Linked DNA regions of Homo sapiens: all the other regions are linked to region 2. Evidence: chromatin loops called from intact Hi-C (ENCODE). Cell type or tissue: Caco-2. All regions are shown on one strand. Links, peaks and the distances in the headings refer to the core of each region. The heading gives the core; the rest is flanking DNA.

Region 1 (10,545 bases), core at 1,656-9,655, 84 kb after region 2:
CCTCCCAGGTTCAAGCGATTCTCCTGCCTCAGCCTCCCAAGTAGCTGGGATTACAGACAGGCACGACCACATCCAGCTAATTTTTGTACTTTAGCAGAGATGGGGTTTCACCACGTTGGCCAGGCTCGTCTCGAACTCCTGACCTCAGGTGATCTGCCTGCCTCAGGCTCCCAAAGTGCTGGGATTACAGGCATGAGCCAAACACTTTTCAAGTAGACATTTTCTTTTTAATAAAACAGAGCTCAAATTTAACAGTCTTATGATGGGATTCAACATTTTTCCTTCATGCAGCTCAGGTGTGAGTACCTGGCTTTAAAGCAAATCCAGTATGTGAAAATGGGGATGCGTACCCATCAGTACTGGGGCAAGAGATTCACTTCACAGAATGAATGCTGCTTTTCTTTACCGGAGGAATTTTCATAGTATTCTCTGGAAGGCATAAGCTTTCCTCATACCCATAAACACTTAGTAAACTTTTAATTTAGGTACACTCTTTAGATAAGTGCTGTATAAAGAGAAGATTCAGATCAGGCAGATGGTGCATGTTATTTTTCAAGCAATTACCTTATTTCAAATTAAATCCAAATGATTTTTCAACATCTGGTTGGCATTCAGTGCCTTGCCTAGATTGTTCTATTTTAAACATAATGGAGTCTCACTATGCTGCAGAAGCTGCAAACTGCTGGGCTCAAATAATTCTCCCAACTTGGCCTCCTGAGTAGCTGGGACTACAGGTATGCATCACCGTGCCCTGCCTAGATTGTTTTGATGTAAAGCTGCTTCAAGGCTTAGGTTAATAGTTACTCCTTTGTCACCCCTCAGATAATCTGTACCCTTTTCCCAGACTTGAAATCTTTTTAGCATTTATGTAGGTTTGTACTCTCCAGTTTGAATACGGCCCTAGAAATAGTTTTGGTTTTATTCATTTTATGAGGTTAGCCATGTGCCAGGCCCTTAAGAAATGCCTTAAAAAATATTGCAGTTGATGGAATGAAAAGAAGCTGTCACTGTTCCGAATCATGTCTTTTGGTTAGGAAGAATTCATCAGAATGAGATCTGATCTTGGTCATAGGGCAGCATTTTATAGTGGCCTATACTTAGGCTGTCTTCATGGGCAAATTATTAAAATAAGAATAAGAAAGACCAGATATGAGTCCAAGCCAATCAGCAATGATCTCTCGTAGCCAGAGAGATTACTTCAGGAATGTGCAGGTGACCCTGCCTGGCCAATGGGAATCGGGGTCAGGATAGTTGTTGGAACTGATGAGGGAGACAAACTCTCTTTTCTGCTGGTTTTAATTCTGGGAAAATATAAGTTAAAAGCATCTGCAGATTACCTTAAAGTGAAACCAGCACAGAAGAAAAACTGAGTGGTAGAGAAGCCCAAATCCTGATGATGTTTCTTGAGCCCTGTAGTTCAACAGTTCCAAGGCTAGACCTATTTTGGGGACTTTTCAATTAAGTTAATAGGTAAATTTACTTTTTTTTTTTTTTTTTTTTTTTTTTTTTGATGGAGTCTCCCTCTGTCGCCCAGGCTGGAGTGCAAAGGTGCAATCTCAACTCACTGCAATCTCCACCTCCTGGGTTCAAGCAATTCTCCTGCCTCAGCTTCCCCTAGTAGCTGGGATTACAGACATGCACCACCACGCCTGGCTAATTTTTGTATTTTTAGTAGAGATGGAGTTTCAACATGTTGGCTAGGCTGGTCTCAAACTCCTGACCTCAAAATATCTGCCCGCCTTGGCCTCCCAAAATGCTGGGATTACAGGCGTGAGCCACTGTGCCCAGCCTAATTTACTTCTCTATTTAGGCAAGTCAAGTTTGGGTGACTTTTTTTTTATCACTTCCTAACGAAAGGTCCCTGATTCCCCCATTTCCCCAACTCTTTTTTATATAAATTACCAAGACCTAAGGTTTCTCCCTCCAGAATATCACATATCCATTATGTCATCTCCATCTCAATGTCCATAATCTAGTTTGGGTTCTCATGAACTCTTGCTTGAATGTGCAAACTCTTAGTTTGTCTCTCAGCCTTCACTTTCTCCCCTTGCACTTACCTTTCCAGAAGCTGCCCGATTAATCCTTATAAAGCACAGATATTATGAAGGCACACTGCCCAAAAGCTTTTGCTGACTTCCATTGCCTACTGAATAAAGTTCAAATTCCTGAGTATGATATTTCAGCCCTTCTATATTCTACCTGCAATCTTTACCTTTCCAACTTTTATATTTTGCTGCATCTCTCATGTAATTTATACTCAAGGATTATGCTTTCCAGTTGGGTATTCAAATTTTTGAAGCAAGTTTGATATACGTGAACAGATGAACTTGCTATTTCCATATCCAAATCTGACAGCTTCTAATTCAAGTGACACCTTGTCCATGAAGCCTTCCCTAACACCACAGCTGAAAACTGTCTCCACCCTCTGAGCAGTTACAGCCCTTTGTCCCTTCATTACTGAGCTATTACTTCCTCTTATCTTCCTACGTTTTATTATAGCTGCTTTATCTAGTCTGCTTTCTAGAATTTTTAACTATTAGATAGTCACTGTCCTTTCAGCAGGGTCTGTTTCAGATTTAATTTTTTGTGTACCCCATCACCTCCTCCCATGGTAATATTCCATACATGTTTACTGAATTGGTATAAATGAAGGGATGAGAAAGGTGTATAATAGCTTCTTAGAAAACTTACTTTTTGATGACTACTTTAACTTATAAATAACCAATCTTATTGACCTATCCTAATTTATATATAGATTTCCTGTTGAAGTTCATCCGGACGCTTGAAAATTGGCTTTCTAAATACTAAATTTCATACTTTCCCCCTATTTTACACTATTAATCTGCCAGCACAAAAGTAAAATTTAGGTAAATCTTTGACAAAACTCATACAAATTCTAAACTATCATCTTGATGAGATTAAGTACCACAGATGAGTTTAATTGAAAGTGTCTCATGATCAACAGCTCTCTTTGAATCATGTTAATAGAAGCAATAACATGCATTTAAGTAGTGTGTTACACTTTACAAAGTGTTTCTACAGACATGACTTCATTCCTGTTTCACAACAACCTGGTGAGATCAGTAGGGTGGGAATTGTTGGCCCTGTTTTACCAATAAGGAAAAGGTAAGGTCTAAAAGAGGCTACCCAATTAGCAAGTTTCCATAACTAAGTAGATGACAGAACTAGGACTAAAACCCAAGATCTCTGAACCCTAGTCCAGACCTCTTCCAATTATTCCACACCACCTACCTTAGACTAACTGAGGTAACTTCATTCCCTTTCCAGTAATAGGTTTAGCAAAGGATGTATTATGACTATTGAATTCCAGCCATTGCAATACGAGGACAGGTGTGGGGAGTGGTATAAATTTGTTGCTCCTAAGACACATAAGAAAAGCCCCCTTTTGATTGTCTCCTGGATATAATTATACATGATGTTTGCTTGTTTCTCCATCTTGTCGCAAGCCTGAGGGCTGAGCCAATGCAGAAGAGGGGGCACCAAGAGAAGCAGAGAGGGAGCCTTGAGTGCCCCTCACCTGCAGCCACCCTGACCTTGAACTTCTTGATATGTATGATTTTTCATTTCCTTATTATTTTTTAAGCTAGAGTGAATTGGGATTTTCCATTACTTGCATGTAAAAGCATCTTAACAGAAACAACATAGGAAACCTTATAAGAGAATTTGGGATAGAGAGTCCTGGGTTTTCATCCTCTCTCCAACACTCTGAACAGAGAATGTTACTTAACTGTTTGGAGCCTCAGGTTCTTGCCAGTAAAAAGAGGGATTCGAGCTACTACTGCTCAGGGTTATCCGGTCAAATGCAAGTAGTGGGAAGTATCTAGCACAGTATCTAGCACATGATGCTATTATTATAATGATTATAAATGATCATTATTATTAAGATGGACTCCAACTATATCAGTGCCATAGGTACTTTTTTAAAAGTGCAAAAGTAATTTGGTGCAAAAGTATTTGCGGTTTCGGACTGTGAATTTTAAATTATTATCGCTAAGCTCAAACACATCTTTATTAATCAAAATAGGAACCATTACAGTTAACGCATTTTTGCCAACAAGTAATAAGTTTGTTTATTCCTATAGCGTAAAAATCTGTGCTTCAGGATTTGATGAACATTGGAGAGCATTTTCTGCATCCTGCTGGCTGAGGAAGCGTTTTTCCTGCAAAAGGCTGTCGAGATCCTTGAAGAAGTGGTAGTCGGTTGGTGAGAAGTCAGGTGAATATGGCGGATGAGGCAAAACTTCGTAACCCAGTTTGCTCAACTTATGGAAGCATTGGTTGTGCAATGTGCATTCGGGCGTTGTTGTGGAGAAGAACTGGGCCCCTTTCTGTTGACCGATGCGACCGTAGACCTTTCAGTTTTTGACACATCTCATCAATTTGCTGAGCATACTTCTCAGATGTAATGGCTTCACCGGGATTCAGCAAGTTGTAGTGGATCAGACTGGCAGCAGACCACCAAACAGTGACCATGACCTTTTTTGGTGCAAGTTTGGCTTTGGGAAGTGCTTTGGAGTGAGAAGAATCTAGTTCCAACCACTGAGCTGGTCATCATCAGTTGTCATATGAAATCCACTTTTGTCGCACATCACAATCCAATCAAGAAATGGTTTGTTGTTGTTGCATAGAATAAGATGACGCTTCAAAACGACATTTTTTTTTCTCAGCTCATGAGGCACCTATGAGTGGGTACTTATTGAGCTTTTTCACCTCTCCAATTTGCTTCAAATGCCAAACAACCATAGAATGGTAGATGTTGAGTTTTTCAGCAACTTCTCGTGTTGTTTTAAGAGGTTCAGCTTCAATGACTGCTCTCGGTTGTTGTCAACTTCCGACGGCCAGTCACTATGCTCCTTATCTTCAAGGCTCTCCCCTCCTTTGCAAAACTTCTTGAACCACCACTGCACTGTACCTTCGTTAGCAGTTCCTGAGCCAAATGTGTTGTTGATGTTGCAAATTGTCTCTGCTGCTTTACGACCCATTTTGAACTCGAATAAGAAAATTGCTCAAATTTGCTTTTTGTCTAACATCATTTTTATAGTCGAAAATAAACAGCAAGTAAGAAGTCATTAGCAAAAAACATAAAGTGAGAAATGTACATTAAAGTGATATATAACATAACATTTAATAATGTATTCCAGTATCAAATGGCAAATTTCAACAATGCAAAAATCGCAGTAACTTTTGCACCAACCTATACTATTTAAAACTACAACTTTACACAAAACCATTTTATAGCTAACTCATCCTTTCTTTTCTTGTCAGGTAGGGATCAGAATAAATGCAAAGGTTGACACCTATCATGCTTAGATCAAGAATACCCAATCTCTGAGTGAACTTCATTTCCCTGAAGCTTGGAGATCGTTGGGCAGAGGATGAAAGAGTTGATAATAAAATTACAGATTGTAGTTGGGGTTGGGGGACTGCTACCAAGACTGGAATTTGCCTTGAAGTCAGCAATCAACCCTTCAAAGCTAGGCTAAGAAATCAAAGGCTTGTCATGTATTTGTTTTAAGTTTTCCTGCAGGAAGGTTTTTAAGGATTTAAGAGTTCAATTTTATTACACTGAGAGAGGGAGAGAGAGATTGCTATCTCTTGTCCTGAAAGAGCAAATAGCTTGGATAACCTCATTTTCCAAAATGCTATTTATACAACTGTGAGGTCATGGTAGTTTAGGTAGTTTAGACTTCCTGGGTCTTCCTGGATTGTAGCCAAGTGACTTTTTCATTTTCACATTACAAGAAAAATTGTCATGTCATCTTGGAGTGGTGTCACATTGCTGGGAAGAGCCCATTTTTATTGGCAGCATGATCCTCAAACCACTGTATTACCTATCACCCTGCTGTTTGATGGAATGGACCCACTTCTTGTCTGGAGAGTCTATCCTCACCCTGACTGCACACAATTCCCCAAACAGCACCTCTGCCAGCCTTGAGTAGAGACTAAATATCTGTGTGCTCCAGGAAAAGCCAGAGGACTCAAGATTGGCCCACTAAGAAAGTGTGAGGCTTGTGGGTGTAGTGACATCAGAGCCATTTATTAACAGTTTGGGTTTATGTCTTGATTTCCCAGGGGCAGGGACAACAATGTGAGCAACTACTTACAGATCCCACAGGATCAAGGGGCTTTTTCCCACTAAATTTAGTCTGCCGGAAACCCGGATAAAAAAGTCACTCCTCCTTGAAGGAAGTCCCTACCTGCAGCTGCTGGTGTCAGTACTGGAATCTCATCCCAGTGTGACCTTCATTGCCTCTGTCAGTGTGACAGGTTCCACAGAGCTGTCACCCTGCAAACTCACCCTTCCTCCAGGAGCACAGGCGCAGAGCTGCAGTGGAGGGTACCTGTGTGGCTTCCTTGTCTGACACAGATTTGCCTTCATCTGGTAAGTCCCACCTCACTCCCCCAGTTCCCAGGAAAGGGCTTTCTTAAACCAGCACAGCCCTGGAAGGGCCTCTCTTGTTTCAGGTGGGAGAACCAGCCCTTGTGGCATTCTGCAGGGCTTTGAAGTGAAAAGAACACATGGATGATTATTCTTGTGGTTTCCCTAATCTGTGTGCGGAGGGCAGAAGGAGCCAGGTGATCCTGTGTTTGAAATAAAACAGGTTACTCTTCTGAAAAAGGAGGAAGCAATTTGCTTCTGTAAGTACAAATCCTCCTGCTGAACCCCTGGGCCAGCCACCTCTAGCTGGCTTTCAAATGTGACAAATTGGTGCCATTTCCAGTGATGGCTGTGAGGCACTTTTCACAAGCTCACTTGTTTTTCAGCAGCTCTCACCTCCACAAAGAGACAAAGGAAAACCTAGAGGCCTAGACTGTGGGGAAGAAGTGCCAGAACAATCTGCTGAAAGTTAAAAATAAGTCTTAAAGTCAGCTCACTGCTGTCTGTTTTCCAAGGTCAGACTGACTGATGATTTTAGTCAAAACAGCCAAACTAGCTTCCCTGTGACCTCTGTTCAAGGTGGCTCCCCGTGGCACACCTGATGGCATCCATTCATGGTCCTACTGCTCAGAGGGCCTATGCTGCCATGTGTAAGAGCTGAAAAATAAGCAATGCATGACATCTTCTTCAATGAGCTTTTATACCAGTAGCTATTCACAGGGTTCTTATGACTAGCTAAAATAATTTGAGAATCAGGCTCTGTGCGATATGTTAATATTTGGATACATTTTCTAATGAAATCCCTATAATCTCCTTACAGCCCTGTGAGGAGGGTACTGGTCACTACCCCTATTTTGAAGCAGGCTTTCCCAATGTGCTGATTATTTTCTGTCTGCCTCTCTCCCATGAGTTCTCCACCCTTCACTACCCTGCACTGTGCTCAGAAGGCTGGTCCTTACAGACAGCACAACCTGACTCCCTTGTGAGCTGACTTTGGTAGGCCTCGGGAGATCAGAGTAGGAAGAGAAGAGGTCAGGGTGCTTCTTTCCAACTTCCTCCGTCCTTGGGGAGCCATTTCTTGCAGCAGCTGCAACTCTCCATGGACTACTCGGCAATTGGAAGCAGGCTTCCCTCCAAGGTGCTCATGCTCACTGGGCTCTGGGACAGCATTTTCTCCTTTCTGCCTCCTGCCCAGATGAGTGATGGCTTCCCACTGCTGCTAGACCCTGGATGCCTCTCTGGCTTGTTTGTTCCCTCTACCCTGTCTTCACCTCCATAAGTAGCCACTTCATTAAAGTATCATCATTTGAACCAATGTGCTATTGCCAAGACCCTGAATAACACACCCAGCCAAAAAAGGTGCAGGCCAGAGATGCAAACTCATGGTATTCAACAGTAGGGGAGGAGAAACATAAGCTGAAAATAAAACGAATAAAATTACAAGAGCTATGAGAAAGTTACAGAAAGTGTTATGGGAAATCAAAGGCCAACAAAAATACTTTGTAGAAGATGTAACATTGTGTTAGGCCTTTGAAAAATGGACAGAATGTAGACAGATGGATATGAAAGAGTTTCAGATATGAACAAAGACAGCAAGGCAAAAAAAAAGCACAGAGCACATCTTGGGAACAGAAGTGGTTCAATTGTAGAAGTGGGGTAAACTTACGGATGACGTTTTTCAAACTCCATTCTTTTTTTGAGACAGGGTCTCACTTTGTCACCCAGGCTGAAATGCAGTGGTACAGTCACAGCTCACTGCAACCTTGACCTCCCAGGCTCAAGCCCCCCAGGTAGCTGGGACTACAAGCACACGTCACTAGGCTCAGCTAATTTTTGTATTTTTTTGTAGAGATGGGATTTCACCATGTTGCCCAGGCTAGTCTTGAGCTCCTGAGCTCAAATTCTGTTCTTTAGAAGGCTTCTATATTGTGAACTGTTACTTCTGTATTGAAAAAAGGATTCCGTGGTCAAATAAGATTGGGCACCTTTGAGATAAACGAGCTTAACTAGATTTCTTTATGCAAGACTTCTCAGAGTATTTGAAATGGTAATATCCATATTTAACTACCTTTTTTTACAGGCAATTTATTGACCTCTTCCAGAAGTGTGGGAGGGAATAGAATTTGGGAAACACATATTGTCCAATAGCATTCTTTAATCCTGGGGGACTCCATGGTAGAGCAACTCAGAACACCCTGTAGTGGCCAAATTCAGAGCATACTGCAAAGAGTTCTGCAGAAAGCCAGTCAAATGTCATAAATCATGGACAAATGGCACCTAGAATGCCACCATGTAGCCATAGCGTGAGTAGTGAAATGTAATTAGCAGGCCAAGTGGAAACTGAATTTGTTATCTGACATGAACTGTAAGGAAACAATGGTAAACAGACCCTAAATGGAAGTTCAGATTAACATTCTGGAGAGTGTGAGAGCCCCAGTGGTAAAATTTCATGTACACTCACTGTGTCCTGTTCCTAGTGGCTGGCAAGCTAAATTATTTCTGATCTAATATTTTTAACCAATTAGAATTTTATTCATTAATTTAATCATTTATTAAATTAACATTAAATAAGCCTTTACAAAGAGCTAGGTTCTCTGCTAGACTATAGCAGAAAACTATAAAGACTAAAAAGGAAAACAAGACAGATTTCCTACTCATAAGGAGCTCTGGACTGCTTGAGTTTCAACATGTAAATATATATAATTACAACATAAGATATAATTTTAATACAACCCTCTAAAAAACATAAGTTAAACTTACAAATCTAGCACCGAAGGGTTTGGAAGCCTTCAGAGAACAGCTGATATTTGAGCTTGAAGGATGAATAGAATTTTCCACAAAGTAAAGGAGAAACCTCATAAAAGACCCAAATTCAAATATCCAGACCCCACACTGAACCACATGAAAGCTTACTCCTTATAAAGGAGTAAAAAGAGAATCCAACATTTATGGATAAATATAAACAAAAATTGAAAACAAAATAATTTTCCATAAAAGATTTTTAAAGTTGTAAAGATTTCAGAAAAAAAATTTCCAATATAAAATCTTCATTTTCTCTTTTGTTCTTGATCATAAGATCCAGTATGCAAGTTAGAGTAGATCAGAGAAGCCCCATGCTGGCCACTTCAAATTTGGAGACTTCAAATTTGACCAGAGAAAATGAGAAACACATAGTTATTCCAAAATGTTCCCAATATTTCAGTTTACAATAGTGCCCAGAGCATACAGGAAATTGCAAGTACTCAAGTCTATTTTTCTTTCTGATAATTTTAGATTGGCATATTCTAAGTAGGATTAGAGTAAAGCTTTTACTTGCTGTGCAGCTCTTTTTTTCCTACCATATGTACCAATATGACAATTTAACCCTACAATAATTTTGTATGTTAAGCTTTTATATATTACACCTTCACATATTTACATTTAGAGTGCCTGACTACCTATGTTTCCAAAGACTTAAAATGAGTAATCTATACTTAACAAAAATAGAAATTTTTAGAAAGTTTTGAATGTAATACAAATATATTTGTTTTCTGTATTAAGTGCTGTAGAGATTTGAGTGGTTTATCTTGTTAGATTTGTTTTTATTACAGGAATTTTACTATGGGGGTTTTACTTTTTACAAGGAAAATTTTAAATTAAACATTATAAGAAAAATGTGATTTTGCCCTAAAAAAACACTGACAAATATATAAACCTTGTAATATTCATGGTTCAATAGGTAATTGTTCAATGAATGAACTGATGGTACCATAGAGGAGATTGGAGGAGGAGACAAAAAATACAACCATGGCTCTCATTTGAATCTATAATTCTTCCTGAATTCAATATTAAAACTCTCTTGCCTGTAGACCAGACTGAAGACAAGATTTGGGGGTGTCAACGGGAGTCCTGGGATACATTTTTTCTTATAAAGTCTGGATTAAACTTTTTAGCATGGATAATATAACAGTTTGATTTATTCATTTATTCATTCAACAATTTTCAAAAACATTTATTGAGCATTCACAGTAGTAACAATAGCAGCAGTGATAGTAATGATAATAATAATTATAATAATAATACGTATTGCCAATTTAGAATTTACTTTGTGCTGAGCTCGATGCTATGGGTTTTGTACTGATTATCTCACTGAATCTTTACAACAC
Region 2 (10,545 bases), core at 1,554-9,553:
AAATCTCAGCAAACAAAAGACAACCTTCTTATATAATATCAAGGGTGTAGATAGGATATTTATAACAAATGGATACAGAACCTCAGAGAGAGAAAACATTTGAGTCACAAACATGGACCTCATAACTCATTTGATACTCTTTTGAAAACAAGAAGTTGGGACACTACATTTACATATAATTACTACAACAAAAATTCTCTATTTCATATATTTGGTTGCTTATGCCTTTAGAAAGTTCTACAGCAGGGCTCTTAATCATTGGTTTGTTCAAGACATCTTTGAGACTCAGATGAAACCTATGGACGCATCCTAGATAAAAAGCATGTACATAACAAAAACATACCATTTGCAATGTTACAGGTTCATGGATCCTCCTGGAGCTGGCTTAAAACCTCCTACATCATTCTAGAACATCAAAAGCCTGCAACAGAGATGCCCTTGTCCTGTCATGAGACATAAGCTGGCAAAGCAAGGCTATTCTTTCCTTATAACGATGTTACTATACACAAGACACAAAAGAAAGTTCTTGGGTAAAAATACTGCTCACCCAATTCTCACAAACATTACTGTGATGTGTGAAATAAGGATCAGTTTTTCAGTGGTATAGCATATTGAGCCAAAAAAATACTTCTTTTCACCTCCAAATAATTGAAAAAGAAAGACATGCGGTCCTTGTCTATCCTTACATGCAAAGAGGAAGAAGGCCAAAAATCATGAAATAACATTGGTGTATCTTCAGAGCAGCAATTAATTATTTCACTGAAGGCTTTAAATGCATATCTCTTTGTTCCATTGCCTTAGGGAACACTTAAGCAAACTCTAGCATTGTGGATGAAACTACAAATCAGCAGCACGATTAGATTTTTCCAACTAAAATTCACATAGAAGTTTTCTAATGGAAAAATGTTTGTCTTCATAAAGTTGAAATTTATAGTTCTATTTTTGGAATGTACTTACTCATTGAGTTCAATCATGGTGTCATGACTGTAATTTGTTGTGTTGTATATCTACCGGCTCTGCCACCAGAAAATATTTGTTATAGGCTTTAAATGGAATACTGTATATAAAGCTTTTAGCACAGGGTTGCTCATTCAGAAAGAGCTTAATAAATAGCCACGTTAAAAGGCTCTCCTAAGGTGGCAATATTGCAGGTCAGGCAAGTCCCAAAACTGGGGCTCTGCTTGGGAAGATTCTTGGTTTTACTCAGGAAGAAATTCAAGAGTGAGCAGGTGGAGGAAAAAACCAGCTTTACTGAGGCAACAGTGATACAGCTCCATGACTGCGCCTGCAGAGCAGGGCTACCCCACAAGCAGTGTGTTGAGAGTAGCAGCTCAGGGGCAGTTCTGCAATCACGTTTATACCCACTTTTAACTACATGCAAATTAAGGGACGAGTTATTCAGAAGTTTCTATAAAAAGGGTGGTAACTTCCAGATCATTGCCATGGAAAGGGGTGGTAACTTCTGGGTGCTGCTATGGCAATGGTAAACTGTCACTGGTGGGTGTGTCTTACAGAGAGGTGCTTTCCCCTCTTCCCTGTTTCCTAAGTCTTCAATCTTGTCCAGAAGGGAGCCCTGCCTCCTACCTCAGCAGGGCCCTTTTTTTGCTGCTGCTCTGCAGATGATTTGTGGGGGTTTGGCTCCCTGGTACAGCCTTTGACCCATGGCTAAAGAGAAAAAAATCACTAGCATATTGCTTAATTATTTGTTGAGTTTGTTGTATCCAATTTTCAAATGCTCAATTGTTGATCCAGGCTGTTTGGCATCCTTTCCCCTGCTTCTGGAATAACATCCCTTCCAGTAAGTCTTTTTCTGAATTTGTGAGTCTGCCTACTAAGTCTTTTTCTTCACTGTGTCTTTTTTTTTCACGTAAGTTCATTTGGCTAGTCCTAGGGCCTCTAGGCTAGCACCAATGTATCTAGTACTCACTTATTTTGTCCAGTGTTGGCTTTTCCACCATGCTTGTTGCTCCCATTGTATATAATTGCCTGTGTGTAATTTGGATATCTATTTTTTATCCAGGTATGTTGCATTGTACAAGATGAAGTTAGGTGAGTATAGATAACTCCTAAATCTATCTTAGTCTGAATGTGTTAAAGAACTTCCCGGAGTCGCCCTTGGCAAATGTCAGGGGTTTTGTTTTGGCGCATATGATCCCACCAGATTACTCTGAGGCTCATGTTACTCTTGCTTTGCCATTAAGATTTGCTATGGTTGAATTATTCCAATCCATTATATCTAATCACAGGGTGGTTGGGTAAAGCCTCTTTGACCTCACTCCATCATACACTCCCTTAGCGCCCTGTACTTTTCCTTCACAGCACTTTACCTACTTGAAGTCATTTAATTTATTATTGTATATATAATAGTTTGTTTAAGGTCTTTCACCACTGCTAGACTCTAATCTTGGTGACAATAGGGATTGTGTTGATAACTGTAGCCTCAGGGTTTAGTAAAGTACCTGAAGCAAAGTAAATGCCCAACAAATACAAGGTGATTGATTAACTAATTGATTTATATTTTTATGTCAAGAAATAGTGAAGAGCTGGTGGCATTGACCATCACAGGAGTACCCTGCCATTTTGTAGACCATGTCTGTAAAATCTGCAATGATCTTTCATCTAATCTTCCATCAACTCCTAAAATCCAATTACTTAGATGATTAGGCACACATATATGCTTTCGATAACGAGGGTTTGTAGGATCTCTGTGCCTAAATACCATAATCTTGTTCCTATCAGTTTTTTGGCTACTTTATTCGAATGCTCTTTTCAAAAGATCACTGTCCCCTCTTCTCCTGTGTTTACAAGAGTGCCCATCATCTGCTGTAATTAGTTCCAAGGCTTTGGGGACTTTTATTTTTGTCTTTTGAATTCCTCCAACCCAGCAGAACACTAAAAACAAATGTATACCCCTTTGCCTTGGGGAAAACTTGAAGTGGAAGAACTTCATTGTTGATGCTTCCTTCTGACCCCACCCTATCAGCCGTCTCCCTTTTCTGGGCTCACTCTCTCTCCCCACTTGGATCATCTTCTCCACTCACACCCTCAGATGACCAGCTTCCTCATTCTAAACCTTGCCTCTGTCCTCTTTCCGCATCCCCTATTTTAGTTCCTCATCTAGAGCTCTCTACTCTGGAGAGCTCCAACATCCAAAGCTGTCCACGGTCACTAAGCACGAAGATGTTGCCCATCTCAGGGTGACATCGTTGCAATTCCGTGAGGCTTCAGATGGGCACAATTTAACCCAAACAGCTAAATCCACCGGTTGGGATGTCAGTTTTTTTTTTTTCTAGGAAAAAAGAAAACAGATATGGAGACTGTTGAGGCCCTATGGGAATCAGGAGGGAATAAAGGAAACATCACACTTTCAAATGTGAAAACTATGCTCAGCTGAATGTGATCCAGGGAACCCTCTCTGGTTTATAACCTGTCAGAGGCCACTGTGGCTTTCAATATATTATTAAAACCCAACAGTAACAACATAGCGATTGTTTAGAAATTTTTAGACCAACAAAAGATATTTGGGGGCAGAGTATCTTATCACTGACATTGTTTGGAATTCTCTAGGCTCGACAATAATAAAATGCAGACCAACATTTATTCAGTTTTATTCTTTTGAAATTCTCTACCGACCCTGCACCTCTCCTTGCTGCCACCCAGAGCAGATTATTCCACTGTTGGTGCTGGGTGTTTACTACAGATAAGTTCAGATCCACACGGTGTCATTTTCTGTGTAATCTTGAACGGAGATTTTTAAAAGTTAATTTCCATAGTTATTGAGTGCTTACAGTGTGCTGAGACAGACACTTAAGGCTTTGAGTGCTTTGCATACACTGCCTCATATGATCCCTCATGTGATCCTTACAATAACCTTATTAGGTGGGCAGTTTCATTTGCTCTAGTGTGTAGATGAGGAAATTGGGACTCAGAGAAGTAAATAATTTGCTAGTTGTTGCCTCAATAAGAAAGTTGCAGACCTGAGACTGGAATTCAGGACTGTTTGACTTCAAATTATAGGCATTTAATTCAACCTGTTCAAGCATCACTTTTGTCATCTGTGCATGCAGATAATAATGTCTATGTCATGTATACTTGTGTCTTACCTGTCCCAACTTTTCACCCCAGCTTCATTTCCAGATTGTCCCCATCTCCACTTAGCCCACTCCTATTAACTTTTCCAGACTCAGCTTAGACATTATTCACAGGAATCATTTCTCCACCCCTTCCCTTGCCAGTACCTAAGCCTGGGCTAAGCTGCCCCCTATATTGTGTTCCCATAGTGTCCTGCAAAAAACCCTGGTCCAGCACCGACAAGCCCAATGGAAATGATCTATGTGTCTGTCTCCCCAGGCATCCTGCATGCTTTTGGAGCCACTTTGTCTTCAATTGTATGCCCCCAACACCTAGCATTGTGCTTGGAACATAGAGAAAGCTCAAGAAATGTTTCAGAACAATTTAGAAAAACTGGATCTCAGAGCTGGCAGGGCACCTGAAAATCAATTAGCTGACACACTTATCAGATGCTTGGCTCCCTCTGCAACATGTTTCTCCTCTTCTCCCGGAGATTCATTACTTCTCAAGGCAGACCAATGGGCAGGTAGAGCTGTGAGACACAGTGCTTTGTACATTGATCTTCACCACATCTCTTTGTACCCTATAGAATTAGCCTTTTTGTACTACTGACCATTCATCTGATGGTTATTTTCCAGTCTTGCCGACAAATGTATTTGACCAATCCCTGAATGATGCCATTTTCCATTTTAGTAAGTGGAAAACCAAGAGGATTAAAGACCCTCTCTCTTAACAATCAATTGGCAACACTCAAGATTTCAGTACCAATTAATCAACGACCCACTGAAAAAGCCACCTGTGTATTATAAGATTTATTAGTTTGCATGGATGAGAAGATCAGGGGGTAGTGTATGTGGGTAAACAGGAGGAGAAGTCCCTCCTCCTAATAGAGCCCCTATTGGAGGCAATCTTTACCTAAGAAAGTACCTTTAATAGCTGGTACCACGGAGTTCCCCTGGGCCAAGTGGTCCCAAATTGTTATAAGTCCAGATTGCATTAGGCTGAGTTTTCCTTAGTCCAGCGCAGGCCACTTGAGCATTGCCTGTTGACCTGACATTTAGGAGTGCCTTAATTTGATATTTGTCTTTTTGTTTTTAACCCAGCTGGGATGAATGACAACATTCAAGATATTTTCATCTTAGATGCCAAATTGTGATATGCACAAAGCCCTCTCCAAATGGCTTTCACTGGCCCAATTATAGGCTGTGTCAAAATTAGTTCAAGTGTTTGAAGGAGGCAGATATAGGTCTCCCAGTTTCCTCCCTATACTTCTCCAGGGAACCAGATGTTCAGGCTGATAAACTCCTGGGTCTGATCAGCAGACTTTCTTCAGTCTCATCTTCTTTCCCCTTCTCATTGTCGTGTTTGCTTTGCTGTGTTTGCCATTAGAGCTCTGTGTATTGAGCAAACTTTTTAGCCTGTGTATGCCTGCGGATATATTTGCCCTGCTTTGTTTCATCCTGAAGGACTGTTTACATTCTAGCCTTCAGAACTTTTTGGAAACTAGAAAAAGATATAAGCCCTTAGCCTCTGGGCTGTAGAAGCTCATATTTTCTGTGCTCAGAAAATACAGCAATTCTTATGGCCCAGAGCCAGAATAAGAACATCTCTTGGATTTGCAACATTGTCTTCTCTTAGAGGGCAGCAAGAAACCCTGAGATGCTGGAGTAAAATACTTTTCCAAAATAACCATAATAAGTAAGCCTTACCAATCCCAAAGTTAAAATGCTCATCAAAGCTCATGGAACTTCTGCTGTCACCATGCAAGCTAGGCTCCTGGTTCTGCAGCTTACTTGCTGTGATTCCTGGGAAAATTCTGGAATCTCTCTGTGCTTCAGTTTTTTCATCTCTAAAATGGGGCTGATGATACTCACTTTTCGGGCTGTTGCGATTAGCAAATAAACCAATAAAGATAAAGCACTTAGCAGAGCCCCTGGGGCATAGTAAATACTTAACAAAGTATAATCGTTGTTATATTGTTATTGGCTGTGTTATTTCTAATTTAAAATCATTCATTCACATCAAAGTTATTTTCTTTTTTCTTTCCGATATTGTCCTTCTATAGTAGTGATAAGCTAGCTATTTAAAATATAAAATCTTTATTGTACTGTAAAAAACACTGATGTTATAATTTTGACAATTACAAACTGGATAAAATACTTCTTAAAACAACTGTTTAATGGTCCAAGAGAGTTAAACAAACAACAAACAACAATAACAAAAAAACACCTGGTATAAATTGGAGAAAGTTTGACTCTTGAAAGAAGGAACCACATTGGGTGAGATCCAAATGTAGTGATATTCCACCTGAAGACATTCCCTTATCTCTACAGCATTCAGAGGATAGAGCTCCAGCAGAAAGGCAGTCTTATTGACCTTAAAAATCAGATGACAGAGTTCAGGGCTTCCAGAGTAGCAAGAAATTGAGGTCAGAAATCCTGGAAGGAAGGAGCCATGGAAATGGCTCCCCAGATAAAATCCTCTCAAATCCTTGACTCACCTCTGACATGAATGTTTAGAGAAAAGCACCAAGTTGTGCAGGGGGCAAATAATAGCTGGGAAGCCAAAAGGGCTAAATGGAGGTTTTAGCAACTGCCTGCCACAAGACAGATAGATTTTGGAGTTTGAGTTCCACAACGTTAAAGAGGTACCCTAAAACGTAAAGTATAATAATAATAATAAAAAAGAGGCATGGCAGAAAGCTTGGGCTGTCCATCAGAATCTCAGAAAGGCAGTGGTTTGGAATAAAGTTCATGTGCTAGGACTAAGGGAATTGACCTAGGATTAAGTGCAGAACCGAAATGGACATGCTCTAAGAAAGACCAAAACCAAAACTTCACAATACCAAGGCGAACTACTGATAATTTAAGTTTTTGCTAGAACAAAACACTCTTCAGAAGGAGATAATGAAGGCTGGGCACAGTGGCTCACACCTATAATACCAGTGATTTGGAAGGCTGCATCAGGAAGATCATTAAGGCCAGGAGTTTGAGACCAGCTTGGGTAACATAGACTCTTTCTCTACAAAATATTAAAAAATTTTCCAGGTGTAGTGGTGTGCACCTGTAGCCGCAGCTACCTGGGAGGCTGAGGTGGGAGGATTACTTGACCCCAGGAATTCGAGGCTACAGTGAGCTATAATCATGCCACTGCACTCCAGCCTAGGCAACAGAGCAAGACCTTGTCCCTTAAAAAAAAGGAAAGAGATAATAAAGCCCAGAACCTCTATGACATATTATCCACAATGACCAGTGTATATTAAAAATTAGACATGTGAAAACAAAACAAAACAGGGAAATGTGACCCCTAGTAAACTGAGGAATCAGCAAATAGAAACCACCCTAAGATGATTCCTCTATTGAAATAAGTGAATAAGGACTTTAAAGATGTTTTTATAAATACATTCGGGAAACTTAAAAATTACCATAATTAATAAATAGAAATCTCAGCAGAGACATAGAAACTAAAAAAAAAAAATCTGTAACTGCAAAGAGGACTATCTCAAATTTTAAGATTCACAGGATGAGCATAATAGCTGAATGAATAGTAAACTTTTAGTTAGATCAATAGAAATAATTGAATCTGAAGAATAAAGTTAAAACAGATAGAATAGGCGTAAACAGAGTCTCAGTAAGACGTGAAACAATATCAATCAGATAGTTAATTAAAAGCACATTGGCTGAGGCATGTCCAGAATAGGCAAATTTACAGAAAGACTGAGTAGTTGTTGCCTACAGCTGGAATGTGGAGAAGAGGAATGGGGAGTGGCTGCTAATAGGTACAGGATCTCTTTTGGGAGTAATGAAAATGTTGTAAAATAAGTGTGGCAATCATTGTACAAATCTGTGAATAGACTAAAAACCATTCACTTGTACACTTTAAATAGGTGAATTGTTTAGTACATGAATTAAATCTCTATAAAGCTGTTAAAAAATACTGGCTGAAATTTTTACACATTTTGTCAGCCATAGACCCAGAAAGCTCAGCAAACCTCAAGCAGGATAAATACAAAGAAAGCACTGCTGAAAATAAAAGATAAACAGAAAATTATAACAAGATGAGAGAGAGAGAGAGAAAAGACATTATATATAGGAAACAGATAATATGAATGAGTTGACTCAGATCAGAAACAGTGAAGGTCAGAAGATGACAGAATGACTGAAAAGACAGCTGAATTTTATAAAATACAGACAGTCCTTGACTTATGACAGTTTGATTTAGGATTTTTCAATTTTGTGATGGTGCAAAAGTGATACACATTCAATAGAAACTATACTTAATGTACCCATACAACCATTCTGTTTTTTACTTTCAGTACAATATTCCATAAATTACATGAGCTATTCGATACCTTATTATAAAATCAGCTTTGTGTTGAATGATTTTTCCCAGCTGTAGACTAATGTAAATGTTCTGAGCATGTTTAAGGTAGGCTAGTCTAAGCTGTGATGTTAGGTAGATTAGGTGCATTTAAATGCATTTTCAATGATATTTTAAATTTGCAGTGGGTTTATCAGGATGTTACTCCAAGATGCTCCTCCAAGGTGAGGGGCATCTGTGTTTTAGTCAGTGAAAATGTCTTGCAAAACTGAAGATAAAATAAATACAGTTAGTCACACTTCACTTGCACTATAAGAAATTCTAAAGAAAAATTCTTCAAATTGAAGGAATATAATAACATAAATTTATATCTACAGGAAGGAATAAAGAGCAAAGAAATGATAAACAAATCGCTTAAAGTGTTTAGTTAAACTCTTTAAAAGTTATTTGACAGTTTAAGGAGGAATAATACAAAGTATTATTGGATTTAAAGCATGTATAGACATAGAATACATAACAACAATAGTACAAAGACAAGAGAGGATATAAACAAAATTATACTGTTAAGTGTCTAATATGTGAAGTGGGATAATATTAATTCAGGACAAATAGTGACAAAATGCTGCATATTGCAGTTCCTAGAGCAGTCATTTAAAAAAATACAAAAAGGTATAGCTAAAATCCAATTAAATACATAGAATGAAATACTAAAACACATTGAATGAACCCAAAATAAAAATGGAGGGAAAAAAAACCCAGGAAAGGAAAAACAAATAGAAATATTACAACCAAACCATAGCAATAATTACATTAAAGGTAAATGAACTAGATTATTCAAAGGAAGAGATTGCCAGATTTAAAAAGAAGCTAGGTCCAACTTCATGCAGTTTACAAGAACTCATGTTAAATATAAAGACTCAAACAGATTAAAAGCAAAAATGGAAAAAGATGTACCATGCAAACACTGTATTAGTTCGTTTTCATGCTACTATGAAGAAATACCCAAGACTGGATAAGTTATAAAGGAAAGAGGTATAATTGACTCACAGTTCAGCATGGCTGGGGAGGCCTCAGGAAACTTATAATCATGGCGGAAGAGGAAGCAAATACGTCCTTCTTCACATGGCAGCAGGAGAGAGAAGTGCCAAGCGAAGGGGGGGAAGGCCCCTCACAAAACCGTAAGATCTCATGAGAACTCATTTGCTATCATGAGAACACCATGGGGAACTGCCGCCATGATCTAATCACCTGCCACGAGGTCCCTCCCCCAACACATGGGAATTACAATTTGAATTACAATTCAAGATGAGATTTGGGTGGGAACACAGAGCCAAACCATATCAAACACCAATCATAAGATATTCAGTGTGTCTATAGTAATCTCAAAGTAATTATCTTGATAAGGAATAATATCAACATTAAAGAGGTCTTTTAATAAGGATGAAAGGATTCCACCTAATAACAGATTTTCAAACTACATGCATTAAAACTGACAGAACTAAGGGATAAATAAACAAATCCAAAATTATAGATGGAAATTTTAACATGCCACTATGAGTAATTGATGAGACAAGTAGACAAATGCATGTAAATCTAACAATTAATTCCAGAGTACACACTCTTTTCAATAGGACAGGAAATTCACCAAAATAGTCTATGTTCTGGGCTATAAAACAAGTCTCAATAAATTTCAAAAGACTGAAATCATACTGAGTATGAGTTATCTGACCACAGTGAAATAAACAGAATAAAATAACAATTTAAAATATCTAGAAAAATCTCCAATTATTTGGAAATAAATTAATAATCTTCTGAATAGCTCATGATTCAAAGGATAAATCACATGAGAAATTTGGAAATATTTCAAAATGAATAATAAAAATGCAGTCTATCCAAATTTATGAGATGCAGTTTAATCACTACTTAGAGGGACATTTATAGTTTAAATACTTTTTTAAGAGAGAGAGAGAAAGAAGGAGGGATAGAGGAAGGAAGAAAATCAATGCTATAACTTTTCATCTTAAATAGATGGAAAATGAAGAGCAAATTAAACCCAAAGTACATGGAAGAAAGGAAATGATAAATATGAGTAGAAACAAAGTAAAAAAAAAAAAAGCCAAAAGTTGGTTCTGTAAAAAGATGGATAAAATTGCT
Region 3 (10,545 bases), core at 299-8,298, 110 kb after region 2:
ATGTGGACCCCAGTGTCATAAGGGAACTCCACTGCCCACTTACGAAGAGGCCAAGCAATATCTGTCTTATGAAACGCTCTATGCCAATGGCAGCCGCACAGAGACGCAGGTGGGCATCTACATCCTCAGCAGTAGTGGAGATGGGGCCCAACACCGAGACTCAGGGTCTTCAGGAAAGTCTCGAAGGAAGCGGCAGATTTATGGCTATGACAGCAGGTTCAGCATTTTTGGGAAGGACTTCCTGCTCAACTACCCTTTCTCAACATCAGTGAAGTTATCCACGGGCTGCACCGGCACCCTGGTGGCAGAGAAGCATGTCCTCACAGCTGCCCACTGCATACACGATGGAAAAACCTATGTGAAAGGAACCCAGAAGCTTCGAGTGGGCTTCCTAAAGCCCAAGTTTAAAGATGGTGGTCGAGGGGCCAACGACTCCACTTCAGCCATGCCCGAGCAGATGAAATTTCAGTGGATCCGGGTGAAACGCACCCATGTGCCCAAGGGTTGGATCAAGGGCAATGCCAATGACATCGGCATGGATTATGATTATGCCCTCCTGGAACTCAAAAAGCCCCACAAGAGAAAATTTATGAAGATTGGGGTGAGCCCTCCTGCTAAGCAGCTGCCAGGGGGCAGAATTCACTTCTCTGGTTATGACAATGACCGACCAGGCAATTTGGTGTATCGCTTCTGTGACGTCAAAGACGAGACCTATGACTTGCTCTACCAGCAATGCGATGCCCAGCCAGGGGCCAGCGGGTCTGGGGTCTATGTGAGGATGTGGAAGAGACAGCAGCAGAAGTGGGAGCGAAAAATTATTGGCATTTTTTCAGGGCACCAGTGGGTGGACATGAATGGTTCCCCACAGGATTTCAACGTGGCTGTCAGAATCACTCCTCTCAAATATGCCCAGATTTGCTATTGGATTAAAGGAAACTACCTGGATTGTAGGGAGGGGTGACACAGTGTTCCCTCCTGGCAGCAATTAAGGGTCTTCATGTTCTTATTTTAGGAGAGGCCAAATTGTTTTTTGTCATTGGCGTGCACACGTGTGTGTGTGTGTGTGTGTGTGTGTAAGGTGTCTTATAATCTTTTACCTATTTCTTACAATTGCAAGATGACTGGCTTTACTATTTGAAAACTGGTTTGTGTATCATATCATATATCATTTAAGCAGTTTGAAGGCATACTTTTGCATAGAAATAAAAAAAATACTGATTTGGGGCAATGAGGAATATTTGACAATTAAGTTAATCTTCACGTTTTTGCAAACTTTGATTTTTATTTCATCTGAACTTGTTTCAAAGATTTATATTAAATATTTGGCATACAAGAGATATGAATTCTTATATGTGTGCATGTGTGTTTTCTTCTGAGATTCATCTTGGTGGTGGGTTTTTTTGTTTTTTTAATTCAGTGCCTGATCTTTAATGCTTCCATAAGGCAGTGTTCCCATTTAGGAACTTTGACAGCATTTGTTAGGCAGAATATTTTGGATTTGGAGGCATTTGCATGGTAGTCTTTGAACAGTAAAATGATGTGTTGACTATACTGATACACATATTAAACTATACCTTATAGTAAACCAGTATCCCAAGCTGCTTTTAGTTCCAAAAATAGTTTCTTTTCCAAAGGTTGTTGCTCTACTTTGTAGGAAGTCTTTGCATATGGCCCTCCCAACTTTAAAGTCATACCAGAGTGGCCAAGAGTGTTTATCCCAACCCTTCCATTTAACAGGATTTCACTCACATTTCTGGAACTAGCTATTTTTCAGAAGACAATAATCAGGGCTTAATTAGAACAGGCTGTATTTCCTCCCAGCAAACAGTTGTGGCCACACTAAAAACAATCATAGCATTTTACCCCTGGATTATAGCACATCTCATGTTTTATCATTTGGATGGAGTAATTTAAAATGAATTAAATTCCAGAGAACAATGGAAGCATTGCCTGGCAGATGTCACAACAGAATAACCACTTGTTTGGAGCCTGGCACAGTCCTCCAGCCTGATCAAAAATTATTCTGCATAGTTTTCAGTGTGCTTTCTGGGAGCTATGTACTTCTTCAATTTGGAAACTTTTCTCTCTCATTTATAGTGAAAATACTTGGAAGTTACTTTAAGAAAACCAGTGTGGCCTTTTTCCCTCTAGCTTTAAAAGGGCCGCTTTTGCTGGAATGCTCTAGGTTATAGATAAACAATTAGGTATAATAGCAAAAATGAAAATTGGAAGAATGCAAAATGGATCAGAATCATGCCTTCCAATAAAGGCCTTTACACATGTTTTATCAATATGATTATCAAATCACAGCATATACAGAAAAGACTTGGACTTATTGTATGTTTTTATTTTATGGCTCTCGGCCTAAGCACTTCTTTCTAAATGTATCGGAGAAAAAATCAAATGGACTACAAGCACGTGTTTGCTGTGCTTGCACCCCAGGTAAACCTGCATTGTAGCAATTTGTAAGGATATTCAGATGGAGCACTGTCACTTAGACATTCTCTGGGGGATTTTCTGCTTGTCTTTCTTGAGCTTTTTGGAAGGATAATTCTGATAAGGCACTCAAGAAACGTACAACCACAGTGCTTTCTTCAAATCATATGAGAAATACTATGCATAGCAAGGAGATGCAGAGCCGCCAGGAAAATTCTGAGTTCCAGCACAATTTTCTTTGGAATCTAACAGGAATCTAGCCTGAGGAAGAAGGGAGGTCTCCATTTCTATGTCTGGTATTTGGGGGTTTTGTTTGTTTTTGCTTTAGCTTGGTGAAAAAAAGTTCACTGAACACCAAGACCAGAATGGATTTTTTTAAAAAAATAGATGTTCCTTTTGTGAAGCACCTTGATTCCTTGATTTTGATTTTTTGCAAAGTTAGACAATGGCACAAAGTCAAAATGAAATCAATGTTTAGTTCACAAGTAGATGTAATTTACTAAAGAATGATACACCCATATGCTATATACAGCTTAACTCACAGAACTGTAAAAGAAAATTATAAAATAATTCAACATGTCCATCTTTTTAGTGATAATAAAAGAAAGCATGGTATTAAACTATCATAGAAGTAGACAGAAAAAGAAAAAAGGACTCATGGCATTATTAATATAATTAGTGCTTTACATGTGTTAGTTATACATATTAGAAGCATATTTGCCTAGTAAGGCTAGTAGAACCACATTTCCCAAAGTGTGCTCCTTAAACACTCATGCCTTATGATTTTCTACCAAAAGTAAAAAGGGTTGTATTAAGTCAGAGGAAGATGCCTCTCCATTTTCCCTCTCTTTATCAGAGGTTCACATGCCTGTCTGCACATTAAAAGCTCTGGGAAGACCTGTTGTAAAGGGACAAGTTGAGGTTGTAAAATCTGCATTTAAATAAACATCTTTGATCACAAAACCCTTGTTTTCTCATATAATGCCTATAAGCAATCTGGTGTTCTACTAAATACATTCTGGGGATCTCTGTAACAGCCTTTTGGTTGAGGTGGTAATGTAGAAAGAATGATGAGTCCGAGTGGGGTCAGGTGTCTGTGCCTTTAGGGTTTAACCAGACCCTATAACCAGGATTTGGAAATCTTCACAGCGTGAAATTAGAAGTAATAAATTTGAAAATTATCTGTCGCTGAGAATCAGAAGTTTGTGGCAGAACTGGGGACACATGTTTTACATAGACTTTACTCCAAATTTTGAATTTTGAAAAGGAGATAGTGTTTTTAAAAGGTGGGAAAATAGCCTTAAAGGGGTAAAGAAATAGGAGCAGAGTTGTATGTGTAATCTTTCTTTTTACTGTTTTTGGACCAAAAAGGGATTGAAATACCAAGGTCATGCTCCCAATTCCCTGTTCTTTGTGTAGCTCAGTCTACCTGCTTGGGGAGATGGGAAGTACCTGGTGATGCCTGGATCATGTATTCAAGGAATCACTCTTTCTCTAACAAACCCCACAGGAGGTCTTTAATGCAGAACTTGTTAAGAATGACTAAGCCTGCCCTGGAATGATGACTCTAGGCTGCTGTCTGCTAACTGAAGGGTAAATGGCAGCCATCCAGTGAGTCCAGAGGAATTCTGACAGTGATCCCCAACACTCACTGAGGGCTTCCTTCTTACTTTGCCTGGGTTCTGCTGCTGTTCATGTCTGCACTTTTTCTTTGTTCTTGTCATGAACCAGCTCAGGTATGCCTTGAAGTTGCCTCTGACCATTGATTTCTATGGATGTTTGATAAGGCAGCCATTTCATTTATCATTCAGAATGGGATTCTTTTGAGAATGCTATGACTAATGAAGCTGGGGCAGCAGGTGTAAGCCAGGTATGTCTTGGCCAACAAGCATGTTTGGTCACTTAATTATTAACCTTTCAAAGCTCTGTATAGCGTGCAGACTGGCAGCCATCCTTGCTAATCTAGGAACAAAGGTGGGGCTGCAGCTCCCTGCGTTTCTCCTCTCTGGGCTTCCATTGTGATTCCTGTGATACCTTCTTTGCCTGGCTCAGCATTCTGAGGGCCTCCAATAGGGGAAGGGCATTTAAAAATCCTTTTGATGGGGTGGGGTCATCGTACATACATGGCAGACATGAGGCCATTTCTGGGCGATCAACAACACATCTGTTTTTAGTCTGGGGTTCCCCCCGGAGGAGGAAATAAACCAGCTTCCAGAACAAGAGTAAACAGGGGTTGGCCGGGCATGGTGGCTCATGTCTGTAATCCTAGCACTTTGGGAGGCTGAGGCAGGTGGATCACTTGAGGTGAGGAGCTCCAGACCAGCCCTGCTAACATGCTGAAACCCCGTCACTACTAAAAATACAAAAATTGGCCGGGCATGGTGGCGCATGCCTGTAATCCCAGCTGCTAGGGAAGCTAAGGCAGGAGAATCGCTTGAAACTAGGAGTCGGAGATTGCAATGAGCCAAAATTATGCCACTGCACTCCAGCCTAGGCAACAGAGTGAGACTCTGTCTCAAAAAAAAAAAAAAAAAGAAAAAGAAAAAGAAAAAAGAAAGGGTAAACAGGATTGAGAGCTGAGATAGCAGCCTGGTATGGGAAGATGATGGCCTTGGAGTTGGGCAGACTGATTCCACAGTTGTCTAGTTCCTTATGGCAAATAAATCCCAATGCATTGTGGTTTAAAATTTAAACCCTCCTATATGATTTAAAGATCCTCCCTCTTCTGGGTTCCAGCTTCTCAGTGGGCTCATTTGAAGCTGAGGAAGAGAGAAAGGAGACAGGCATATTTATCTGACTCATTGCAGTGATGTTCTCTCTTCATTGCTTGCTGCTTCTCAGATAACACCAGCTCTTCTACCCTCCTTAGCCCTTAACTATGGTGATATAACCCTCTGTCTCCTGCGCACCTTTATCTAACAGATAGCTGTCTCAAGTACACAGCCAGCAAGATGCTTCAAGCCCAGTCATCTTGTTTCCTATTTGCATAACCCACAAGAAACTCATAGGCTTGCTATACCTGTGTGTTAGTGGCTTATTGAGAATTTGGGAGGGAATATGTTTGAGCCTCAACAAACTGAAGTGCAAGGGCCCCTGGCAGTATCAAATTTGTTCTGTTTAAGAGACAGATGGGGAAGAGTTCAAAAAGATAGATTCCAGCCAGCTCATATAGAAATTAAGGATTCTGTCAAGGTCTTTTTAATTCATCTTACTTGCTGGGGGATACAGTCAAAGGACTTTAAGTAGGAGCCCTGGTGGGGCCTAATCAGGACCGACTTATCCATGAAGGGACAGTAGGCACAGTGTCTAGGGCCCACAGCAGTTTCAGAGATCACACAGAAATATTTATTTTAAAATCAGAAGAAGAAAGTTAATTTTTAAGCCTAATAAAATGTGTTAATATAATGTTAATATATTTATATTAACAGCCATAAAATATAATTTTTAATATTTTTTAATGGAGAAGGAGACTTATGAAGGCAAAAGTGCTTAGGGCCCACAAAAATCAAAATGCAGCCCTGAAACTCATTCATATTTGACAATATCTCTTTGGATGCTAAATGGAGAATGGATTTTAGGCAGTGGCAATGGGAAAACTAGTAATCCAGGTAAGAAATGGCAGTGACTTTGACTTTGGAAGTAGAGGATATTGAATAGTGGTCATATCTGGAAGAGTATATATTTGAAAGTAGAGCCAACATGAATAGGTGTGGTAAAGGAGGAATCAAGAATGACTGCTTGGCTTGGGGCCTGAGCATCCACAGAGATTCCAGGTGCCATTTGCTGAGATGGGAAAGACTAAAGGAAGAGAATTAGATTCTGCTGTGGAAATGAAAACCGAGAATTCCTGTGTCAGTCATGTTAGGTTTCAACTGTCTAGCGGACACCCAAATGCCAATGTCAAATGAACTATAGGATCTCTGATTGTGAAGCTCAGTAGAAATATCTCAAATGCACTTGTAGATGATATTTAAACCACAGAGAAATAATATCATCTGGGGAGAGAATGAGGCTTGAGAAGAGAAGAGGGCTGAGGACAGAGTCCCAGTCCACCAACATTTAGATGTTGGGTTCAGTAGAAGAGAAGGAGGAAGAGGAGGAGGAGGAGGAGGCAGTAAGGAAGCTGGTAAGAAGCCACCAATAAGGTTAAGGACAACAAGGAAAATGTGGCCTCAAAGAAAGCAAGAGAAAAAAGTTGGAAGCCAGGTTGAGGAAGTGAGAGACAAAGGGTGGGACAAGATCAGATTGTGCTTCAGGTTATGTTTAGAAATGTCCCTCTGGCTATGGTGGGAAAGACGGGGTGGAAGGCAGGAGACCAGAGAGGAGTCTGTCTAGTCCTCCAAGCCTCAGCTGTTTTCATGACAAGCAGAACCTTGCCTTGTGTGTCTCTGTGCACCCACCATGCAAGCATGGGGCACTGTGCACCAGGTATGCTTATCATGCCTGTGAATGAGGGATTGATTAACTGAATCCTCCAGGGACACTTGGGACAGCTCTGCCCACAAGAAGAGCAAGAACCCAGGCATCAATGGGGTGGTGCAGACATGGGCTCAGGGAGGCCCTCTGCCATCCCCTCCTGCCTGGACCAATGTTTTCTGAGAGGCAGAAAGTGCAGGGTGACTCTTCACTGTGGTATTTGTCTATGTGTGTATCAAGTGTGTAAAAATACTGTGCTCTCTTAGTCTTGATTTATCACTGCCCCTTGTCTTCGGGCTATTAAAAGGACTAAGGCCCTGTCTTCCATAAAGAGCAAGAACAGCTTTGAGAAGCGTCAAGTTCCAATCCAGTGAAGAAAGACTGAAGTGTTTGCCTTGGAGAGAATGAGGAGAGTCTCAGGAAATGAAATAAACAGAACAAGGGGCTAGAATCCAAGCAGCAGCCGTGGGAACAGCAGCCAGTTCTTGCCATCCAATGAGATGTCTTCTCAGGATGGCCTTCCCTGGCCATCTTCTCTGAAATTCAATGCCCCTCAGCCCCTTCCTCGGGGAGTTCTTATTGCCCTTCCCTGTTTTATTGTCCTGCTCTGCACTTATCACTAACACTGTTATATTTATGTATTTGTCCTCTGCCACTAGAATGTAATTTCATGAGGACAGAGGTTTTTATCTGTTGTGTCCCCACAATTAGAACAGTGCCTGGCATGTAGGTTCTCAATAAATAATGTTATTCAAATGGCTGATTGAACGAATGATCCCAGATGGTTTATATAACCCAGAACATGATGACTTAGGGTTATGTGAGCTTGGATATTTCTTGGGTCCAAACACATCCCAGAATAAAACTCTTGTGGTGTTTTGTATGTATTCTGTTCTATTCTAGCATGTGTTACATTGCTGTTGTTATTTATGTGTCTGCCTCTTCTACAAGACTATGAGCCTTGCAAGAGCAGGGGCTGAGTTCTGTTCTTCTGTGTCTTCCCTTATCTATCCCATGGTCTAGCACAGGAAATATTTGTGAGAAAGTGAGTGTCTGTCTGTCTGTCATGACTTAGCCTGTCATGACATAGATCCTCTCCCACATCTCACAGGCAACAAGCTAGAGTTCTGTGCTATCCATCACCTCCTCTCCAGCTCCCCTGCCACTGCCCTGATTTCACCTTGTTGTTTCTCCTTTAACTATGACAGCAGATTCCAAACTGGATTCTGAGCCTCCCAGCTCGCCCACACCTGCCCAAGACATGTTCTGAAGCAAAGACCTGATCAGGCCCCTCCCCTATGTTTCCTATTGACTAGATGCTGGTTACTAGAGAAGTTTAGTTTTCTTAGCCATGAATCCATGACCAATCCAATATAGTGATCAGATTTATCCCCCATTGCTTCCCAGAGTCACATAACCTGTCGTCTAGCCAAGTTGTACCAAACACATCCGTGTTTTCAACCTTCTGTCATTGCTCAAGCTCTCCTACCCTCCAGCTAGGTTGCCCTTCCTCCATCTCTTCAATTAGTCAATCATTCAGTTATTCATTCAGCAAATGTCCTCAAGCCCACCTCGGTGCCAGTCACTGTGTTCACGCTGGGGCTGCAGAGATGACTGAGATACATCCCTGTGCTCAGGGTGTTCATGCGTCTTCTCCTTTTGAGGTCACTGTAGTCATGACTCTTGCTCTACCTCCCAGAGTGATGAGGCTCAGTAACTACCCTCTCCACAAAATATCTTGGCCTCAGTACAATGGAATTGCCACTTTGTAAATTGAATGAGTTGAGTGCTTCCCCTACATTTTAATAAGTCTTTGAGTTACCGTCCTGCCTGATTATTACATTTCCTTTCTTGGATTTATTAAAACTTGCTCCACCCCCAGTTCCCTGATGGAAAATGCCATGTTTGGTAAACTAACATAGCCCCCAGCATGACTAATATCCTCTGTGGATAAGGCATTCTGGGACATAAGGACACTGTTTTTTTAAAGTGACAGGTTTTACTACTCCAGGATGATTTCCAGACCAGCTGAACACAGCGTTGGAATAGAAATGCCACCACTTTGTCTTTCTACTTTCACAGAAAAGATGTGTTGGTTGAGTATAACATAATATCAGGAAGAATTCATTCAATTCCTTCATTATATCTTTACCGATCAGCCTCTTTATGCTTTGTTTTGTTCTTCAAGCTGTTTAGTGTCCCAAATTCTCTTCACTTTGTCTGAGGTCTTGAAAATTGTAAAATCCTATGAAGATTCATCTGCAGAAAAAGTTTAACTTGAAAATCTAATTATTTATAAGACCCACTTTTGTGAAAGAATAAAACATGATCATGCTTGAGTCTAAAACTCTGGACATTTATAGTTGCGATCAGATTTATTTCCATTCTATATTTTTTCAAATGGCCTATTTTTGCTTGAAAATATGGTTTTTGAGGGGCAAGAAAGCCTTTTTTTGTGATTTTTTTTATTGCCTTCTAACTGTGGGCTTCTGTTTCCCTCATGCTTTCTATTTCATGTATAGTATATTTTGGATCATGTTTTTCCTGACTCTGGAACTTCCTATAACTTTTTATATGGTGTTCCTTTTAGATACTGTTTTAAAAACTCTTTCTTTTGAAATGTGTCAATCTGTCCAGAGAATTAAGTTAATGATGTGGCTATTTTTAAACTCTTTAGATAGCTATGGTTGAAAAGACAAAAAACAAAGTGAGCAATTCTGTGACTGCAGATAGAACTTTTCTAAATGGCTGGCTGGCATTTTTGAGACAAAACTCTATACTTTTATTGAAATACCTCTATTTCTGGCTCATGGATTGTCACCGTATTCTAGAAGTAAGACAAAGAGCCTTGTCTGGTGGACCTGAACACCAATTAGAGTTTCTTTTCAAGAGTATCACTATTCAGCTCTCCTGTTTGCCACTGGCCAGTTGACTTTTTATAGCCAGTGAAAATCCATCCAAGAATCCTGCAGTTTCTTCATGAATTTGTTCTTGTAATGAATTTACGTTGTGTTCAGGCAAGTATCAGATCATTCATTTATGAAACCAACAAGCATGTATTGAGTACCTGTAATGTGCCAGACACTTTTATGAATGATTTACATATATTAATTAATTCACTTCCCACTACAAACCTATGAAGTAGGCATTGATTTTGTATCCATGTCAGAGAGGGGCTAATTGAAGCAAGGTAACTTGCCAAAAACACACAGCTAGAAATGGGATTCATATCTTAGCAGTCTGCCTTGGGAGTTCATGCTCTTATTCTACTAATAGCAAGGTGCCATAAGACTACCGTGAGTGGAGCAACTAACCATGCCTCCAGATTGGGAGTCAGGAGCCTCAGGGAAGGCAAATTCAGAACAAGAGTTGTTTGATCCTTGATGAAGAGGCTTAATCGTTGATTTGATCCTTGTTAGCAACTGATTAGCACATACCAAATTACCTGCAGAGAAGATACACCAGAAAAAAATATGTGCACATATCTGCAAAGCTGTATTACATACCTAAAAACTTTGTATCATCAGTACAAGTATAAAACAAATCATGTGTGATTTGATTCATTTATACATGCTAACCAAATATTTTCAGATTTCCTTTATGCTGTGCCACATCATATGTATCATTAATTGAAATCTATTTTGAATGGCCAACATTCAGAAGTTTCTCGAGTGCCTGGGGTGGGAATCTAAA

Evidence for each region. Peaks named below come from ENCODE experiments on the same cell type or tissue, not always from the same donor. Only the 100,000 strongest peaks of a DNase experiment are listed, where the experiment ranks them.
Region 1: it touches region 2 in a loop (4-fold over the local background); 2 of 110 quality-filtered maps call a loop at or near these places.
Region 3: it touches region 2 in a loop (4-fold over the local background); 2 of 110 quality-filtered maps call a loop at or near these places.

The regions. Positions count from the first base shown.
Region 1 is chr11:86,784,793-86,795,337 of GRCh38, forward strand. It overlaps a transcript of PRSS23 not described here. Among named protein-coding and RNA genes, the nearest start is that of PRSS23, 10 kb to the right of the region's middle. In Caco-2, for the core only: no CTCF peak of the experiment used is centred there; DNase peaks (open chromatin) are centred at 5,449, 5,812 and 6,499.
Region 2 is chr11:86,701,079-86,711,623 of GRCh38, forward strand. No RefSeq gene overlaps it. Among named protein-coding and RNA genes, the nearest start is that of ME3, 34 kb to the left of the region's middle. In Caco-2, for the core only: no CTCF peak of the experiment used is centred there; a DNase peak (open chromatin) is centred at 5,473.
Region 3 is chr11:86,807,835-86,818,379 of GRCh38, forward strand. PRSS23 (serine protease 23) reads left to right here. Exons shown (of 2, transcript NM_007173.6): 2 at 1-3,399. The coding sequence ends at 961. Among named protein-coding and RNA genes, the nearest start is that of PRSS23, 13 kb to the left of the region's middle. RefSeq lists an enhancer at 3,705-4,291. In Caco-2, for the core only: no CTCF peak of the experiment used is centred there; a DNase peak (open chromatin) is centred at 4,377.